Linked DNA regions of Homo sapiens: region 2 is linked to region 1. A link is an interaction called in ENCODE POLR2A ChIA-PET data of the cell type or tissue named here. Cell type or tissue: GM12878. All regions are shown on one strand. Links, peaks and the distances in the headings refer to the core of each region. The heading gives the core; the rest is flanking DNA. Region 1 holds the start of TRS-AGA4-1 (tRNA-Ser (anticodon AGA) 4-1). Region 2 has its middle 12 kb from the start of TRT-AGT4-1.

The links. ChIA-PET counts read pairs that join two places held together with the same protein. Peaks named below come from ENCODE experiments on the same cell type or tissue, not always from the same donor. Only the 100,000 strongest peaks of a DNase experiment are listed, where the experiment ranks them.
Region 2: POLR2A ChIA-PET joins it to region 1 with 10 read pairs; 5 of 35 experiments call an interaction of 5 or more read pairs at or near these places.

The regions. Positions count from the first base shown.
Region 1 is chr6:27,551,391-27,556,770 of GRCh38, reverse strand. It overlaps TRS-AGA4-1 (tRNA-Ser (anticodon AGA) 4-1), which reads left to right and starts at 3,277; the gene lies at 3,277-3,358. In GM12878, for the core only: no CTCF peak of the experiment used is centred there; a DNase peak (open chromatin) is centred at 3,310; H3K4me3 peaks cover 1,505 bases; H3K27ac peaks cover 510 bases.
Region 2 is chr6:27,735,748-27,741,127 of GRCh38, reverse strand. It overlaps the pseudogene GPR89P. Among named protein-coding and RNA genes, the nearest start is that of TRT-AGT4-1, 12 kb to the right of the region's middle. RefSeq lists enhancers at 2,422-2,761, 2,772-2,891, 2,355-3,554. In GM12878, for the core only: no CTCF peak of the experiment used is centred there; no DNase peak of the experiment used is centred there; H3K4me3 peaks cover 1,244 bases; H3K27ac peaks cover 811 bases.

The sequences.
Region 1 (5,380 bases), core at 237-5,236:
CAGAGGAGCCTAACTGAAAAAGGAGGATTCTGTGACTGTCTCTCCTTCAGAAAAAGTTCACGCTCTGCTCCTTAGTGAAGGAGGGATGGGTGTTCCAAAGAAGTCTCTTTCCAAGGGAGGGAGGACATAGGAGCCAAAAGAAAACGCACAGTCCCAGAGAACAGGTTTTCCAAGAAGCTAGTCTAGCTCTGTTTTTACTCCTTCTAGATAAGATCTGTTAAGCTATCTAATTACAGAATTCCCCACTGCTTTCAGACAGCATCTAATCAAGAACAATCTCTGCTTCTTTAAAACTTCCCCTAAAATCACCTAACACAAGATATGTAGATCCTGTAAGTATTAATACTTTATAATAATCTTACCGAGGTGCCCTACGCTTCCTTATGGTGTGTGTTCTTGCTTGCTGTAAGGAATAATAAACCTAATTTATTCAACTACAGGTGTATTTCTGAACATTTTTGGCTGGAGGATGTTGGCACACTTTATATTCTATATGACTTCAAAATATGGGGAGAGGAGGAAAAGAGACCAATGTGCTACTATTGCTGGTTTCGGGGAGGTGGGATTATGAGTGTTCTTTCTCCTCCCCTCCACACCCCCAAGTGTGAGTTAGCTATCATTACGCAAGATTTCTTTTTCTTTCTTTCTTTCTTTTTTTTTTTTTTAGAAGGAGTTTCGCTCTTGTTGCCCAGGCTGGAGTGCAGTGGCACGATCTCGGCTCACCGCAACCTCCGTCCGCCTCGCGGGTTTAAACGATTCTCCTCCCTCAGTCTCCCGAGTAGCTGGGATTACAGGCGTGCGCTACCACGCCCAGGTAATTTTTTTTGTATTTTTAGTAGAGATGGGGTTTCTCCTTGTTGGTCAGGCTGTTCTCGAACTCCCGTCCTCAGGTGATTCGCCCACCTCAGCCTCCCACAATGGTGGGATTACAGGCGTGAGCCACCGCGCCCAGCAAATTTTTCTAATTAATTAAGATTAAGACCGGGCGCGGTGGCTCACGCCTCTAATCCGAACAATTTGGGAGGCCCAGGCGGGCGGATCACCTGAAGTTGGGAGTTCGCGACCAGCCTGATCAACATAGAGAAACCCTGTCTCTACTAAAAATACAAAATTAGCGGGGCGTGGTGGCGCATGGCTGTAATCTCAGCTACTCCGGAGGCTGAGGCAGGAGAATCGCTTAAACCCGGGAGACGGAGGTTGCGGTGAGCCGAGATCATGCCATTGCACTCCAGCCTGGGCAACAAGAGCTAAATTCCGTCTCAAAAAAGAAAGAAAAGAAAAAGAGAGAGAAAGAAAGAGAGACATTTATTTCACATATTGACACAAGAAAGATGAACCCTCGAAATGTAGATCCAAGGACTTTGATGTCGTTGAATGTTTTCCTTAAGTAGTCCTTGGTTTGATCAACTGTCTTGTTCAGTAACTTTCACAATCATATGCTTTTTGAATTTGTTAGTTACTGAAATAATTCCTCTAATGAGCATGTTACCTCTAATGAGCATTTAGAGGTTTGTAGAATTCATGAAGCCTTCTTTGTCCTTCTCACCTGAGAATATTTAATAGAACTTTAAACATTATTTTGCATATATATTTTGATTAAAAATTCTTATAAACTTTTTATTCATAACAAAAGATTGCGACTTTCAAATAATTTTTCAGAAACCCTCATGACAGAGGCCTGCTCCAAAAATAGTCCTAAAGGGACAGGCAGAAAATAAATAAATATTTATTTATGTATTTATTTTTGAGAAGGAATTTTACTCTAGTTGCCCAGGCTGAAGTGGCTGGAGTGCAATGGCTCAGTCTCGGCTCACTGCAATCTCCGCCTCCCGAGTTCAAGTAATCCTCCTGTCTCAGCCTCCGGAGTAGCTGGGATTACAGGCATATGCCACCACGCCCAGCTAATTTTTGTATTTTTAGTAGAGACAGGGTTTCATCATATTGGTCAGGCTGGTCTGGAACTCCTAACCTCAGGTGATCTATCCGCCTCGGCCTCCCAAAGTGCTGGGATTACAGGTGTGAGCCACCGCGCCCAGCTGAAAATAAAGATTTAAAATACATTATACAATCTTTTAAAGCAAATGACTGCACGTTTTCCAAAGATGGCCAATAAAAAACACATTAGTAATGCTCTTGTTCGATATAAACATCTATATATAGAAAGTAAGTGTGATGCATTCTTACTTTCCATGACCACATTTATTCTGTTTATCAGTCATGACATAATTAACTTTCTCTAGGTACAGATAAAAGGAAATTATTTGATTTTGAAAAAGATTCAGTTTTCTGGAAAAAAACTTTCTCCGTGATATATGAATTAAATAGAATGCTATGTAAAAGGCACTTTGTTACTTCCGGTTAAATATAATATATTAAAACCAAACAATTAGCTTTCTCAAGATGCATCAAATTCATTTTGTCGATTAACATTTTTCTGACCATAAAGTGGGATCTGTACATCTATGCATCTTGGGATCTGGCATCCACATTTAGAGTTCTTTGTTTTTTGGTTTTTTGTTTTTGTTTTTTTCATTTCATTTCATTTCTATAGAGCATCTGGACATTCTGCTAAAGGAACTGGCGAGTTACAAACGTAAAAAGGAGAACTGGACATGTGCTTTATTGGTTAAATTGGTTTGATCAACCATTGCATTGTTCAGAAAATTAAACCAAGTGTTCAATTTTTTAGAAAGTAACTAGGGTCTGTTAGGATCTAGGATTTTCCAGGAAAAGAACTCACGGGCCGGCTTTACTTGCAAATTTCTTCTTAACCCGTCTGGAAAGTGAGAGCGCGTTGTCATTTGCAAAACAATTTCCCAAACACAATGAGATAAATATTTTAGGTTTACATTTAGGGGCTTAGGGACACCAAGTGAGAAGATCCAGAGGTTTTCTGTATCGTTTTTCTCTCCCTCAGCTTAGCTGAGGGAGCATTTCCTTTTCTGAAATCCATTAAGCAACAGTGTCATTCAGTGAGGAGAGGTTGGTCTCCTGGAAGTTCTAGCAGAAGGTCCCATCGTCTAGCAAAAGGTCCCAGGTTTAAAACTAGGATTAAGGCCGGGCTCCACCTCCGTGGTGAGTAAATTTGTTTTCAGTTTCGAGGACTCCAGCAACCAGCACAGAGCCAAACTTGCCCCCAGGGGAGCTGGTTTCTGAATTGACCCGGTTTGTTCAAAATAAAGATGCTCCTGTGGTGGATACACTTATCTTAGTGCTTCCGAAGTTCTGTCATGTCTGTAGTTGTGCTGTCATGTCTGTAGTCATGCTGTCATGTCTGTAGTCGTGGCCGAGTGGTTAAGGTGATGGACTAGAAACCCATTGGGGTCTCCCCGCGCAGGTTCGAATCCTGCCGACTACGTTTGAAATTTTACCCTAAAATGGGGTCAGGTTAATATAATACGGAAAATACAGGAGAACTTGTATCATCTTTCACCCCTCTGGTTAATGTAAAGCGGAACGAACAGGAGCACTTATATCATCGTTAGCCCCTCTCTAATTCTGCCCTGGCGGTGTATGTGTTTGCTGTCAAAATGTCGCTGAGCTGCCCGAAGTAAATAAGCTAGTAACCACAGTAATCCTCCTTCACTGGCAACGTGCAGTGCTCCAGGGTCTCACCGGGTTTTCTCTCCTCCAAACCCTGCTCAAAATAAACTCTTTCAAGAGCTCGGTGAAAGTGTTTCTCACAGAAACCATGGAGAAGGTACAGTCTATGCCACAAATGGGAGCTATCTGTATTTTTAAAAAGTATTAAGTAAAATTGACTTTTAAAAAGCACTTACATGTATATACACATACCCATTACCATATCAGGATACACACCAGTTCTATCAGTCCATAAGCCTCCCTAGCACTGTTCCTTTATAGTCTCATCCTAATCCCACACATAGCAGCTGACAATCATAAATACTCTTTCCATTTGTATATTTTGGCCTTTTGGAAAATGTAGAAATGGAATCATACAGTATGTAACTTTTTGAGATCAGCTTCTTTTGCTTAGCATAATGCCTTAAGATTTACCCAAGTTGGCTGGGAGCGGTGGCTCACGCCTGTAATCCCAGCACCTTGGGAGGCCGAGGAGGACGGATCACGAGGTCAGGAGATCGAGACCATCCTGGCTAACACGATGAAACCCTGTCTCTACTAAAAATACAAAAAATTAGCCGGGCGTGGTGGCGGGCGCCTGTAGTCCCAGCTACTCGGAAGGCTGAGCCAGGAAAATGGCGCGAACCCGGGAGGCGGAGCTTGCAGTGAGCCTAAATCGCGCTGCTGCACTCCAACCTGGGCTACAGAGCAAGACACCGTCTCAAAAAAAAGAAATAAATGAAGATTTTCCCAAGTTGTTACAAATATCAAAATTTCATTCCTTTTTGCTCTTGAATAGAATTCCATTGCACGGATGTACCACAGTTTATCCACTCATTGAAGGACATTTGTGTTGTGTGACATTTGTTTCCAGTTTGGGGCAATTGTGAAAAAAAAAGTTGCATTTCATAATGGCTAATGATGTCAAACATTTTTTGTGTGCTTATTTGCCATCCTTATACTCTGTTTGGTAAAGTGTTTATGCCTTTACCCAATTTTTATTGGGTTGTTTTCTTATTGCTGAGTTTTAAGGATTCTTTATATATTCTAGATAAAATTTCTCTATCAGATACATGACTTACAAATATTTTCTGCCAGTCTTTATTTTTTTCAATGTCTTAACAGTTTCTTTTGCAGAGCAAATGTGTTAAAAGTTGATTAAGTCCAATGTATTTTTTTTTCTTTTTTGGAAAGTGCCATATCTAAGAACTCATCACCCAACTCAAGGTCATGTGGATATTCTGTTATGTTTTCTTTTAACAGTTTTATAGTTTTATGTTTACATTTGCATATATGATCAATTTTTTAGTTAATTTTTGTATAAATTGTTAGATTTATGTTAGGATATCTTTTCTTTCTTCCTTCCACTTTTCCTTCACTTCTTTCTTCCACGCCTTCCTTACTTTTTTTCCTTCCTTTCTTTCTCTCCTTTTCTCTCCTTTCTTTCTTTCCTTTGCATATGGATAGCCCATTGTCCCAATATTATTTGTTGAACAATTTTAATTTCTTCATTTATTTTATTTGCACCTTTGTCAAAAATCAATTCGCCATATTTGTGTAAATTTATTTCTGGAATCTCTGTTCTGATCAATTGATCTACATGTTTATATTTCTGCCAATACTTTACTATCTTGATTACTGAAGTTGGTATTAAATCTGAAAATCAGGTAATGTGATTATTCACTGCATTTTTTCAAAATTGATTTAGCTATTCTAATTCTTTCATCTATCCATATAAAGTTTAGAATCAGCTTTTCTCTATCTCCAAAAAATTCTACTGGAATTTTGATAGCAATTG
Region 2 (5,380 bases), core at 234-5,233, 180 kb before region 1:
GGGTTCACGCCCTTCTCCTGTCTCAGCCTCCTGAGTAGCTGGGACTACAGGCGCCCGCCACCACGCCCGGCTAATTTTTTGTATTTTTTAGTAGAGACGGGGTTTCACAGTGTTAGCCAGGATGGTCTCAATCTCCTGACCTTGTGATCTGCCCGCCTCGGCCTCCCAAAGTGCTGGGATTACAGGCGTGAGCCACCGCGCCCGGCCTCCTTATGCTCTTTTAAATATACAGACTGGGCCAGGGTGGAAGAGAATATGTATTTGTATTAGACTGTATTTGCACTTTTAAAAATCTCTGGAAAGATAGCAGGAAATTCATGACAATGGTAGCCTGTTTAAAATGCTAGGAACTGTACTTTGACATGATAGCACGTAAGAAAAATAAATTAATTAAATTAAAAAGCTGGGAACTGGGTGGATGAGAAAGAGGAAGGTGATATTAGCTGCATTTTTTTTTCTGTACTCAAGATGTTTGAACCAAGTGAATGTGTTACTTATCATAAAAATTAAGCCAGGCAGGGTGGCATGTACCTATAATTCTAGCTACTTGGGAGTCTGAGATAGGAGTGTAGCTTGAGCCTAGGAGTTCGAGACCAGCCTGGGTAACCTAGCGAGACCTTGTCTCAAAAAACTGTTTTCAATTAATAAAATTAAATAATTTAACACATACTGTAAGCATATAGTAAAGTGGCAATAATAGTATCTGGAATGGTGAATGAAGCCAAGTTATTTATTCAAAAAATAATCCAAGAAAAAATTGTAGACATCTAATAAGCAAGGCAGGAAACCACAGGTGTCCTCCCTAAGGGTGTCTGCAGTAGTGACAAGGAGCTACTATTCTCCAACTAGGAAGGAGACTCCACTTGAAAAGCGAGAGAACAATGATTCACAGAATTACTTTGACGTGAAAGAAAGGTAAGGCAAAAAGGGTAGGAGTCTCCCTAATGGCGTCCAAGACTGGCTTTGGACAGCCTATTAAGTGAGACCTGGGAATATTATTTTATTTTTTTATTTTCTTATTTTATTTTATTTTATTTTATTTTTTATTTTATTTTATTTTATTTTGAGACGGAGTCTGGCTCTTGTCCCCTAGGCTGGAGTGCAATGGCACAATCTCGGCTCACTGCAACCTCCACCTCCCGGGTTCAAGCGATTCTCCTGCCTCAGCCTCCCAAGTGCTGGGATTACAGCATGAGCCACCGCACCCAGCCTGTGTCTAATTTTTGTTCAACCCAATGATTCTCCTAAAATTCCCAGGTCTCAGGCCGGGTGCGGTGGCTCACGCCTGTAATCCCAGCACTTTGGAAGTCCGAGGCGGGTGGATCACGCAGTCAGGAGTTCAAGACCAGCCTGGCCAAGATGGTGAAACCCCATCTCTGCTACAAATACAAACATTAGCCGGGCGTGGTGGCAGGCGCCTGTAATCCCAGCTACTCCGGAGGCTGAGACAGGAGAATCGCTTGAGCCCGGGAGGCGGAGGCAGCAGTGAGCCGTGATCGCGCCACTGCACTCCAACCTGGGCAACAAAGAGGGAAACTCTGTCTCAAAAAAAAAAAAAAAAAAAAAAAAAAAAGGAGCTATGTCTATACAGTCCAGCTTCAGTGATCCGGTGCGCAGTGTCTCACGCCTGCAATCCCAGCACTTTAGTTGGTTGAAGCGGATGGATCACTTGAGCCAGGAGTTAGAAGCTAGCCCTGGCAACATAATTAAGACACCGTCTCTACAAAAAAAAATTTAAAAATTAGCCAGCCTTTAGTCGCTTATGCTGAGGAGGGAGGATCACTTTAGCCCAGGAGTTCAAGTGAGCTGATTACGCCCTGCCCTCCAGCCTGGACTACAAAGCAAGACCCTGCCTTCTCGCCGGTGGGTGTGGGGCGAGTCGCAATAGTGGTTCCCTCCGCATAGTGATTGGAAAGGAACTTAGGGTGCTCTTGAGCTGCATGCTGGTAGGCGGGGTTTATTCGGTTTGTGGAGAATCATCCAGATGAATATTTATATGTGAGAGGTTGATTTTTTTTTAAGGAATTGGCTTATGCAACTGTGAACCTGGCTAGTAATTGCTAAATCCATAGGGCAGGCTGTCAGAAAAGGCAAGCCATCGGAAAGGACAGGCTGGAAACAATATAGAAAATCAATGAAACCAAAAGTTGGTTCTTTGAAAAGTTCACCAAAATTGACAAACATTTAGCTAAATGAACCAAGAAAAAAGAAGAGCGGGCCGGGCGCGGTGGCTCATGCCTGTAACTGTAGCACTTTCGGAGGCCGAAGTGGGCAGATCACCTGAGGTCAGGAGTTCGAGACCAGCCTGGCCAACATGGCGAGAGCCCCGTCTCTACTAAAAATACAAAAGTTAGCCTAGCGTTGTGGCGGCGCCTGTAATCCCAGCTACTCAGGAGACTGAGGCAGGAGAATCGTCTGAACCCAGGAGGCGGAGGTTGCAGTGAGCCGAAATGGCACCACCGAAGTCTGGGCAATAGAGTGAGACTCTGTCTCAAAAAACAAACAAACAAATAAACAAGAGAGGAGACGCAGAAGACTAAAATCAGAAATGAAAGTGGAGGCGTCCGCTCCACCTACGCTGAGCCCGAGGCGGGAAGCTCTGGACACAGCCATTGACTGGCTGGCTGGGGCGCAGCTTGATGGCGTCAGGCTGACGAGCCGCAGTCCCTACGGCTGCACCTGGGCGAAGGCCGCCTGTGTGAGAGGCCGGTGGCCCCAGCGTGCCGCGGCCTTGGAAGTGGGAAATGGAGGCAGGAGCCCTCCCTACACTTCACCATAGGCTTCCTGATTGATTCCAGCATCGTGATTACCTCCCAGATACTATTTTTTTTTAATTTGGGTGGCTTTTCTTCATGTGCCAATTGTTTAAGAACTATGAGGTGCGTCAGTATGTTGTACAGGTGATCTTCTCTGTGACGTTTGCATTTTCTTGCACTATGTTTGAGCTCATCATCTTTGAAATCTTTGGAGTATTGAGTAGCAGCTGTCGTTATTTTTACTGGAAATTGAACCTAGGTGTAATTCTGCTGATTCTGGTTTTCATGGTGCGTTTTTAAACTGGCTATTTTATTGTGAGCAACATCCGACTACTTTTGTCTCCTCTGTCTTAGTGCATAAACAACGACTGCTTTTTTCCTGTCTCTTGTGGTTGACCTTTATCTGTTTTTTCTGGAAACTAGGAGATTCCTTTCCCATTCTCAGCCCAAAACATGGGATCTTATCCATAGAACAGCTCATCAGCTGGGTTGGTGTGATTGGAGTTACTCTCATGGCCCTCCTTTCTGGATTTGGTGCCGTCTACTGCACATACACTTTGATGTCTTATTTCCTCAGGAATGTGACTGACACAGATATTCTAGCCCTGGAACAGCGACTGCTCCAAACCATGGATATGATCATAACCACAAAGAAAAGGATGGCAATGGCACAGAGAACGATGTTCCAGAAAGGGGAGGTGCATAACAAACCATCAGGATTCTGGGGAATGATAGAAAGTATTACCACTTACTCAACAGGAAGTGGATGCTTTGGAAGAACTAAGCAGGCAGCTTTTTCTGAAAACAGCTGATCTGTACGCTACCAAGGAGAGAACAGAATACTCCAAAACCTTCAAAAGGAAATATTTCAATTTTCTGGGTTACTTTTTCTCTATTTACTGTGTTTGAAAAATTTTCATGGCACCATCAACATTGCTTTTGATCGAGTTGGGAAAATGGATCCTGTCACAAGAGGCGTTGAGATCACTGTGAATTATCTGGGAATCCAGTGTGATGTGAAATTTTGGTCCCAACACATTTCCTCCATTCTTGTTGGAATAATCATCGCCACATCCATCAGAGGATTGCTCATACCACGTTCTTTTATGCCATCTCTAGCAGTAAGTCCTCCAGTGTCAATGTCCTGCTATTAGCACAGATAATGGGCATGTACTTTGTCTCCTCTGCGCTTCTAATCTGAATGAGTATGCCTCTAGAATATGCACCATAATTACCGAAGTCCTTGGAGAACTGCAGTTCAATTTCTGTTACCATTGGTTTGATGTGATCTTCCTGGTCAGCAGTCTCTCTAGCATAGTGTTTCTCTATTTGGCTCACTAACAGGCACCAGAGAAGCATATGACACCTTGAACTTAGGGCTACTACAGACTGTTAGAGGCCAGTGGTCTCAAAATTTAGATATGAAAGGGGAAAAAAATGGAGGGGACCAGGGTCTAACATTTTATAAACAAACAAAATGCTGTGGTAGCATTTTTTACCTCTAGCATCCTCTTTCCTACTCAGGTGATACTGTGATCACGAGTAGCATCAGCTAGAACATGAGAGAGAGCAGTAACTCAAGGCAATACTCAGCAGAGAGCATCCTATGTGGACCTGAGGCTGGTGCAATGGCGGAGAGGAACCGAAAAACTAAGAGGGAAAAATACACCGGAACTCTGGGGCAAGAGATGTCTATGGTAGCTGGGCCAAACACATAGGATATCCATTTTCAGGTTCACATGGAGGTGGTCATAGCTTTCCCTTGAGATTGACTGTCATGAAAATCAGAGATTGTAATGAAAAGAATAAACAGGAAGAAAAGGAAAGAAGGAAAGAAAGGAAGGAAGGAAGGAAAAGAAGAAACATTACGAATTTACAGAAATCAAAAGGATTATAAAAGAATATTGTGAAGAATTGTATGCCAGCAAATTGGATAACCTAGATGAAGTGGATAAGCTCCTAGAAACAATCTATTAAAATTTAATTAAAAAGAAATAAAAAATGTGAATAGACCTATAACTAGTAAGGATACTGAAGCAGTACGATACAAAAATGTATCCACAAATTACTAGCAAACTAAAGTTAGCAATATGTTTTGGGTTTGTTTTTGTTTTTGTTTTTTGAGATGGAGTCTTGCTCTACCAACCAGGCTGGAGTGTAGTGGCGTGAGCTCAGCTTACTACAACCTCCACCTCCCAGATTCAAGCAATTCTCCTGCCTCGGCCTCCCGAGTAGCTGGGACTAAAGGCACACGCCGCCACACCCAGCTAATTTTTTGTATTTTAGTAGAGACGGGGTTTCACTGTGTTGCCCAGGCTGGTCGTGAACTCCTGAGCTCAGGCAATCCTCTGCTTTGGCCTCCCAAAGTGCTGGGATTACAGGCATGAGCCACCATGCCTGGTTAGCAATATGTTAAGAAGATTATACACTACGAAAAAGTAAGATTTATTCCTGGAATGTGAGGATAATTCAACATACAAATATCAGTCAATGTAATATATACCACATTAACAGAATGGAAAAAAATTACATAATCATCTCCATTGATACAGAAAAAGCATTTGACAAAATCCCACACCCTTTCGTGAAAAACAAACAAACAAAAAAACCTACCCAATGAACTA